Regions from separate parts of the Homo sapiens genome. Here region 2 is linked to region 1. Evidence: read pairs that join two places in POLR2A ChIA-PET (ENCODE). Cell type or tissue: GM12878. All regions are shown on one strand. Each heading gives the region's core, and the rest is flanking DNA. Links, peaks and the distances in the headings are about the cores only. Region 1 has its middle 46 kb from the start of SMOX. Region 2 holds the start of ADISSP (adipose secreted signaling protein).

What was found. Peaks named below come from ENCODE experiments on the same cell type or tissue, not always from the same donor. Only the 100,000 strongest peaks of a DNase experiment are listed, where the experiment ranks them.
Region 2: POLR2A ChIA-PET joins it to region 1 with 10 read pairs; 2 of 35 experiments call an interaction of 5 or more read pairs at or near these places.

What each region holds. Positions count from the first base shown.
Region 1 is chr20:4,100,828-4,105,338 of GRCh38, reverse strand. No RefSeq gene overlaps it. Among named protein-coding and RNA genes, the nearest start is that of SMOX, 46 kb to the left of the region's middle. In GM12878, for the core only: no CTCF peak of the experiment used is centred there; no DNase peak of the experiment used is centred there.
Region 2 is chr20:3,765,686-3,769,944 of GRCh38, reverse strand. ADISSP (adipose secreted signaling protein) reads left to right here and starts at 2,192. Exons shown (of 6, transcript NM_001258429.2): 1 at 2,192-2,282. RefSeq lists enhancers at 858-907, 1,569-2,155, 2,283-3,047 and a silencer at 2,058-2,297. In GM12878, for the core only: CTCF peaks have their summits at 1,154 (motif pointing right) and 1,875; a DNase peak (open chromatin) is centred at 2,044; H3K4me3 peaks cover 3,053 bases; H3K27ac peaks cover 1,087 bases.

The sequences.
Region 1 (4,511 bases), core at 321-4,320:
GCTGTCACCATGTGGCCTGCTGAGGTCCACACCCCTAAAAGGTGATGGCTTTCCAAGTGCCACCTGCTGCTGCTGCTGCTACCTGTGCCTCTCTCACACCAAAGACCCTGATCCCCAGGGTTATAAGAAAAAGACATCCATGACATCCCATGGACAGACTCCTGTGAAAAAGGCCTGAATGCTTTATCTCAGCCCCTCCTAAGGGGTTAGAGGATACCCTGGCCCTATTGGACAGCTGTAAAATGGACCAACAAAGATTCTGGGGTCAGCTGAGTGCCACAACTTATCAACACGCAACAGGGCTGCTCTGCCCCCGTGAAGTCTGTGTCCCTTAGCCAACAAGGTAACCACTGCCCTGGAGGAGGCGCGCCCTGACCATGCTAATGTGAGACCCTCTGAAGGATGAAGCTTACAAATATGGCAAAGATGGAGGGGACCTGCCTCAAACCACAGTGAGTAACCACCTCCCTCCAGATACCTGGATACAGGGGGAGAAAACAAAAAACCAAGGTCCACAGTTGGGGATGACCCAAGTAGAAATCCAAAATAATTTTTTGGTTTTTGAGACAGCGTCTCGCTCTGTCACCTAGGCTGGAGTGCAGTGGCACAATCTTGGCTCACTGCAACCTCCGCCTCCCGGGTTCAAGCAATTCTCCTGCCTCAGCCTCCGAAGTTGCTGGGACTACAGGCGGGAGCCACCGCGCCCAGCTAATGTTTGTATTTTTAGTAGAGATGGAGGTTTGCCATGTTGACCAGGCTGGTCTCAAACTCCTGGCCTCAGGTGATCCACCCACCTCGGCCTCCCAAAGTGTTGGGGTTACAGGCGTGAGCCACCGCGCCCAGCCGGGAATCCAAAATTTACTGAAAGAATTTATACAACAAAAACATGAAAGGGTGCCGAATGGCTTTTGCGCCTCTACAACATGAGTTTTGAATTAAGTTCAACATCTGCTGAAATGTACCAATTGGGAAAATGTCATTTTCTTAATCCTGGGGCTCAAATTACAGTTATACCAGTGATCCCACTAAATTAAGACAAGGTACCCTTTGTAATCTTAGGGAAGTTACTAAATATGACAGGAGAAACAGGTATGCCTCGCCTTAACCATCTGAACTATTGCCTTGCCTAAATTCCCTGTAGTCATAGCACCCATTATTCTAAAATGTCCTATAATGGGCATGGACTCTCTGATCCAATGACTAATACATTAAAATTCATTTAAGTCTTTGGCACTTAACAATCAGGTTGACAAAATGGGACCCCATGGACCCACCTCTTCCTTTTCATTTAAAATAGTTAATGTGGCCCAACATAAATTAAAGCAGGGCCTTCAAGGATTAAAACTCATTATACAAGATTTATTCAGAAAAGGGGTGATTATCCACACTGTTTCTCCATTTAATAGCCTGTTTGTGAACCTGGAAAGGATGAGTGGTGCCTCACAGTGAATTACCACAATACTTTTTTTTTTTTTTTTTTTTTTGAGACAGGGTCTCGCTCTGACGCCCAGGCTGGAGTGCAGTGGTGCAATCTTGGCTCACTGCAACCTCCGCCTCCTGGGTTCAAGTGATTCTCCTGCCTCAGCCTCCTGAGCTGGGATTACAGGTGCCTGCCACGACACCCAGCTAATTTTTGTATTTTTAGTAGAGACGGGGTTTCACCATGTTGATCAGGCTGGTCTCAAACTCCTAACCTCAAGTGATCCACTCACCTCGGCCTCCCAAAGTGCTGGGATTACAGGCTTGAGCCACCGAGCCCAGCCCTTTGCCCATTTTTAAAATTGGGTTGTTTGTCTTTTTGTTGTTGGGTTGTAGGTGTTCTTTATATATTCAGGATATTACAACCTAATCAAATATGATTTACAGATATTTTCTACCATTCTGTCAGTTGTCTTTTTACTCTGCAATAGTACCCATTCTTGATGGGGCTATTTTTTTTTTATTATTGAACTGAAAAAGTTCTTTAGAGGACTTGTCTAGAGACAAGTCCATCATCGGATATATGAATTGCAAAAAAAAATTTTTTTATTCTGTAGGCTGTGTCTTCACTTGCTCCTGGTGTCCTTTGAAGCACAAACATTTTTAATTTTGACAATGAATACTGGGCTCTTGGAAAAGATGTTTAACAGAACTTTCACCTCCTTTATTGGCCTCAGACTCAAGGTCTCATAGGGCACCATAATGGTTCACTTAAACAAGTTCAAATGAAATCAAATGAAACATGGCACCTTTCAGTCAGCAGTCGAGCATCGGGGTGAACTGTAATGAGTCTGACTCCATTTTTTTTTTTTTTTTTTTTTGAGACGGAGTTTCACTCTTGTTGCCCAGGCTGCAGTGCAATGGCACGATCTCGGCTCACTGCAACCTCCCCCTCCCAGCTTCAAGTGATTCTCCCACCGCAGCCTCCCAAGTAGCTGGGATTACAGGCATGCGCCACCACGTCCGGCTAATTTTGTATTTTTAGTAGACACGGGGTTTCTCCATGTTGGTCAGGCTGGTCTCGAAATCCTGACCTCAGGTGATCCTCCCAACCCGGCCTCCTAGAGTGCTGGGATGACAGGCGTAAGCCACCGCGCCCAGCCAATTCTGACTCCATTTTTGATGATTAACTGCTGACAGCTGTCAAGCCCCATCCCTCCCTTTTCCCCTCTTGCCGTATAGCTGGACAAACCAATAAAAAAGCCCAGCTGCTCCCTCCCTTGCTGCTGGCAGATAGTTTCACCCACACAAACCCAGCCCATGGGTAGGGGCCCTCACCCCAGCCTCCCTTCCAAACACAAAGCCAGGCCAGCTGCCCCTGTCTGCATTCTCAAGCTACTTTGGGGCCTGTTTAGGAACCTGCTGTACTCTCCCCAGAATGGCTCATTACATGAGTCACAAATCTTTTCATGCCTTCTCGGTGTGCAGATAGCATCATCAGTCTCAACATCCAAACCAAATTTCACGTGGGTTAGGGGAGATCTATCCCACATCTGTGGGGTGATCACAGCAATGCACATCTCCTAAAACTCTCAACATCCTCCTACGTCAAGGCCAATACCACGGCTAAAATAATTAACAGTAAGTGGTGCTGATTATTTAAATCTATATACAAATATCCCCAGTTGTTTCCAAAATGTCTTATGTAGCTACATTGTTTTGATTTGTATTTTCTTAAATCAAAATCTAATTATTGTTTGTATCAGGTTTCTGTCTCTTTTGTGTCCTTTAATCTAGAACTGGACCATTCAATACAGAAGCCGCAAGTGGTTAGTGGCTATTAAGAACTTGAAATGTGCCTGATCCAAACTGAGATGTGCCATAAGTATAAAACCCACAATGAATTTCAAAGAACTAGTACTCACAAAAAGTAATGTAAAATAGCTCATTAATAAATTTTTTATGGCTTACATATAGAACTGAAAATTTTTTTGATATATTGAGGGTGAGGCAGAATAATGCACCCCAAAGATGTCCATGCCCTAATCCCTAGAACGTGTGAGAATATATTACTGTACAGAGCAAAATAGATTTTGCAGCTGTGACTAAGTTTAAGGATTTTACTATAGGGAGATTATACTGAATTATCTAGGTGGGTCCAATCTAATCACATGAGTTCTTAAAAGCAATGAACCTTTCCCAACTGTATCGGGGAGATGCAACCTGAGAAGTACTTGACCTGCCATTGCTGGCTTCAAAGATGAAGAAAGAAAACCAGAAGCCAAGAAATACAGCAGTCTCTGGAAGCTAAGAACATCCCTCAGCGTACAGCTAGCAAGAAAACAAGGACCTCAGCAAGGTAGTAAATTCTGCCAACAACCCAAATGAGCAAGAAATTGATTCTCTCCCAGAACCTCCAGAAAAGAACACAGCCTACCACGCCTTGGTTTTAGTCTGATGAGACCTGTATCGGACTTCTGACCTATAGCACCGTAAGATAACAAATTACTAATAAGTTTATGACAGCAGTAATAAAAAAACTATTACACTAGGTTAATTATTTATTCTAATTTAATATTAATAAATTAGTAACAATTATTAAAACTAATTTAACCAGTTTCTTTTTACATTTTTGGTTTTTTTTTTTTTTGAGACAGAGTTTCACTCTTGTTGCCCAGGCTGGAGTACAATGGCGCGATCTGGGCTCACCACAACCTCTGCCTCCCAGGTTCAAGTGATTCTCCTGCCTCAGCCTCCTGAGTAGTTGGGATTACAGGCATGCGCCACCACGCCCAGCTAATTTTGTATTTTTAGTAGAGACAGGGTTTCTCCATGTTGGTCAGGCTGGCCTTGAACACCTGACCTCAGGTGATCCACCCACCTCAGCCTCCCAAAGTGCTGAGATTACATGCGTGAGCCACCACACCTGGCCTTTACTTTTTTAATGTGACTACTAGAAAATTAAAAGTTACATACTGTATATGACTCACATTTGTGGTTCACTTTGTTTCTGTTAAACAGTGCTGATCACACACAGGCACATCACATATTTTTTAACCCATGACACTACATTGACTTTGTATATATAGAGA
Region 2 (4,259 bases), core at 260-4,259, 340 kb after region 1:
CAATAACTTACTCATCAGATACATTCAGTAAATGTTTGCTGAAAGGAGTTGACAATTCGGAAATAACCCCGGGCTGTGCAGTTAGCAGCCAGTTTGTGTTTGAGAGAGCCCACACCAGAGATGGTTTTGAGAAGTTGGCTAGAAAGACTTTTGAAAAAGGCAGGCTTGGGCCAGGCGCGGTGGCTCATGCCTGTAATCCCAGCACTTTGGGAGGCTGAGGCAGGCAGATCACTTGAGGCTAGGAGTTTGAGACCCACCTGACCAACATGGTGAAACCCTGTCTCCACTAAAAATACAAAAATTAGCCCTGGGTGTGGTGGCGCGCACCTAGAATCCCAGCTACTTGGGAGGCTGAGGCAGGAGAATGGCTTGAACCCGGCGGGGGAGGGGGTGGAGGCTGTAGTCAGCCGAGATGGCACCACTGAACTCAAGCCTGGGCGACAGAGTGAGACTCTGTCTCAAAAATAAATAAATAAATAAATAGGCAAAACTTATCTTGGTTGAAGAGGGCTTGAATTTTGGCTATGAGAAGAGAGCGGGGAGGGCCTTCCAGGTTGGAAGGTGGGATAATGAGGGGGAGGGGATCACAAATGTCTGCACAGACCCAGAAGGTAACTAACCGTGAGAAACAGGGATTAGCGGGGACTATGGTAAATTTATGTGCTCTTAAAGGGGCTTGTAATGCCAGGCTGGAAAGTGAGCCCATGTTGTCAGATCTTCTGATATTTCAAAAGCCACGAAACCAGATTCCTGATTCCAGAAAGAGGCGGAGGAGGCAGGAGGGGGAAGGACTTCTTTTAAAAAGCCCCATGTGAGCTAAACAAAATACACCTACGGGCCACTTTGGGCCCACCGTCTGCCAACTTTAGACTTTCAAGACAAGGTCTAAAGGTAGTGTGGTGGGAGTGGGTAGAGTGGGCAGGAGTGGATGGGCTGAGATCAGAATGTGAAAAGCTCTCAATGTAAGCGCTGTCTCTCAAACGCGAGGGCACATGAGTCACCCAAAGTGCTGCTGAAGTTTGTGAAGCGCTACTGGAGGCAGTCCCAGAGGGCTTTGGAGCAGGAGAGGGACGCGATGAAAACAAGAGCTCAGAAAGATTAATTTGCCAACAGTGTGCAGACTGGAGATCAGCAGACAGGTTATGGGCCACAGGGTGGCAGACTTGAGGGCTCCTTTAAGGCAGCGACCCCGGCCCTGCTGAAGGGAGGCTGGCCTTCGGCCGCCCAGGCCGTCTCTCTAGTTCCGTTGGAAGCAAGGCGCTGCGTGCTCCGGACGGCTTACTGAGGGCACTTTGGGGAATCCGTCCCCACGGGCGAAGTATAGGTGGGGTGTTCGCGAACCGGCGGGCGGAGAGCACCGGCAAGAACCCCCGCAGACCGGAGGGCCACGCCTCTCGCTCCTCGGCTCATTGCAGGCGCCCACATCCCACCCCGCGGTGCTGAGCGAGGCGCATCTCGCTGCCATGGCGACCGCCTCCATGGAGACCGGGAGCAGAGGCTGCGGTCCCCGGGGGCGCGTCACAGGCTCTCCCAGCCCCCAGCCCGCGTGCCTTCTTTGTTCTGATGCTTCTCCAGGCCGGGCCAGGCACCCGGGACGCGTCTCGGGCCCGCACGGGGGTTGCTTCTTTCGAGACAGGGGATGGGGTGGAAGGGGAAGAGGTCCAAACCCTGGGGTCGAAACAGGAGTGATGGAGGGTTCCTCAGCTCCTGAACGAGACCAACACGGCCCGTATCGATGGCCGAAGCCGGCGTGGAAGCCCAGGGAGAAAGGCCACCTTCGGGAGCTCCACCCAGCCCCGAGACGCGCCCGACAGCCCTCCCGAGAGCGAAGGGCCCAAGGGAGGTGCGTCCTAAGCAAGGTTCAAGGCTAGAGGCGCTATCCCCCAGGCGGAAGAAGGAGCGGGGGCGGGGCCTATCCGAGGCCCTCCTTCTCCCTCTTCGAGTGGTCGGTTCTGGCCCCTGGCCTAGTTGGGCCGCCTGCCCGTCTTCCTCGCGAGAGCTCGCCCGGCAGGCGCGGACTAGCAGGGCGCTGCCTCGGCGACCCTGGCACGTGACGTAGGCGGCCCTCGCCAGTTGGCCGTTCTTTGGAGCCCGCTCATTGGTCCGGAGCGTCCCTCGCCCCACCCTCCCAGATCAACCAATGGGCGGAGGCGGGGGCGTGCCGACGGGAGGGCGGCCGCGGCGCGGGGCTCCCTTCCTCGTGCTCGGCGTTGAGCTCCTGCAGCCGCCGCCGCTGCAGTGGTCGTCCCTGCCCTCCCCGGCCCCGGGGTGCACCCCGCAAGGTGAGGCCACCCCTCTGCTCCCTGCCTCCCGGTTCCTTCCCGTTCGCCGAGGTCCCCTCCCGGTCCCGGCCCTGTCCTGAGCAGTCAGTGCCTGGGACCCCAGCGGCCGTGATGGCAGGGCTGGGGTGGGGGGCTCCGCTGTCGGGGCCGGGCCTGGAGGACTCCCCAGCACCTGAACTAGAGTGATGTCAGGTTCCCGGGGCGCAGTGACCGTTAGCTGGTGCAGCTGGGGTGTTTTCCGCGAAGCGATTGTCCGGGGGCATGAGTGCGGTAGTGAGGGCGGGGGCGTAATGGGGTCAGCGCCCCCTCCTCCCCACGACCCTGTTCATTGCCGCTGCCTCGCTGCATGACCTTGGACCAGTAGCATCTCTGAGCCTCCGAGCCTCAGCACCCTCAGGAAGGAGGGCAGTGATGTCTGGGAGTGCGGGCTCCGGAGACTCCTGCGTCAGCCGAGGTGAGTGAAGGTGGGGAGTGCACAGGATTATCTCCGAGGGACAGAGCCGCCGCCTCGCAGCTCAGGATGGATTGGATGGGGGGGATGTCCGATTACATTTCCCCCCTCCCCCTGAGATGACAAGAATGGGGTGTGGCGGGGGTGCCACACCCACAGGGATGGCTGCCGGAGAGGATAAAGGGTCCTACACCTGGACCCTTGGGGCCTCGGGGGCTTGGGCTGCACCTCCCTCCCGGTGGTATGAAGGAGGAGGGACTGGATTTAGGTTCTGGACCCGTGTTTCCATTAGTAAGCAGGGACTGAGAAAGGGAAGTCTCCGCTTGCCTTTCTTCTTGAATCTTGGCACTGGAAAGTGGAGGTAGGGCATTTTTCTGCTCCGGGGAGTTGAAGAAAGTCGGGGCAGCACCCCATCCCTCTCCCATTCTGGTCTTTTGTGGAGGGAAAATGTAGCTGGATATCCCCCCACATTCTATCCATCCTGAGCTACGAGGCAGCAGCCCTGTCCCTGGGAGATAATCCTGTGTGCTCCCACCCTCACCTTGGCTGACCCCCTGGATCCAGCCTGGCCTCTGCTTCTTGGGACCTCTGGATCACAGGCCCAGGGCAGGGCCTAGGTGGGGCATGCTATCTGGAGGCTAAGCACCCACTAGCTGAGGGCAAAGTGGGGAGAATGCTGGGCAGAGGAGGGCAGCACTTGTTGGGGAGGCAGGAAGGTGTGGGTGGTGAGGGTCCCTTCTCCATATTCCCCCACCCCCACCCCCAGCACCTCACTGTTAGAAGGAGAGAGAACAGCCATACTTATCTTTGCACCTTTGGCCCACTGGAGGGAGAAGGAAATTAAATCACATTAAAGCTGAGTTGATGTGAAGCTGCCACAACTACTGACCTCCAGCCTTGCCTTTCCAGGCTTTGTTCTGAGTATGTGTGGCCTCTGCTGTGTCCAGTCCTGAGAGTCAGCGGGTCAGTGTGGCCCCATCTCAAGGCCTCAATGGCTGTTCTTTTCACAGGCGTGAGCTTTAATGGGAGGCTACACAGTGCTTCTGCTGGACTGAGTGCTTGAGCCAGGACTGAGCCCCAGGCTGGGGTAGGAGAGGAAGAGGTAGGGAGGGTGGAAGGTTGCGGAGTTCCTGGCTCAGAGAGAAAGACCTCGAACCACAATGAGAATGGGGACTGAAGAAGGAATGAGAAATGAGGTCTCAGACGTTGGGAGCATGCTGACCAGAGGTGAATGGGTGTAGCTCCTCTTCCTGCACCCTGGGCTGGGGCCTGGAAGCTTGCTGACACTCCATCTCATGGGGAAGGGTATAATTTTTTTTGCTGGCGGGGAGGCACCATGTTCCTCCCTAGTCATTTCCCAGTTTCCCAGGATGTTCATTCTGCACATCTTCCTTGTGACCCCCTCTGGTTAGGGGGACTGGAAACTCCCAGCATCTGTTCTCTGACCCTCCCTAGGGACCTGGCTGCTTTGGGAGTGGGAGAAGGGGGAGGCAGGAGGAGGGAGGCCCCCTCACCCCTTGAGCTGT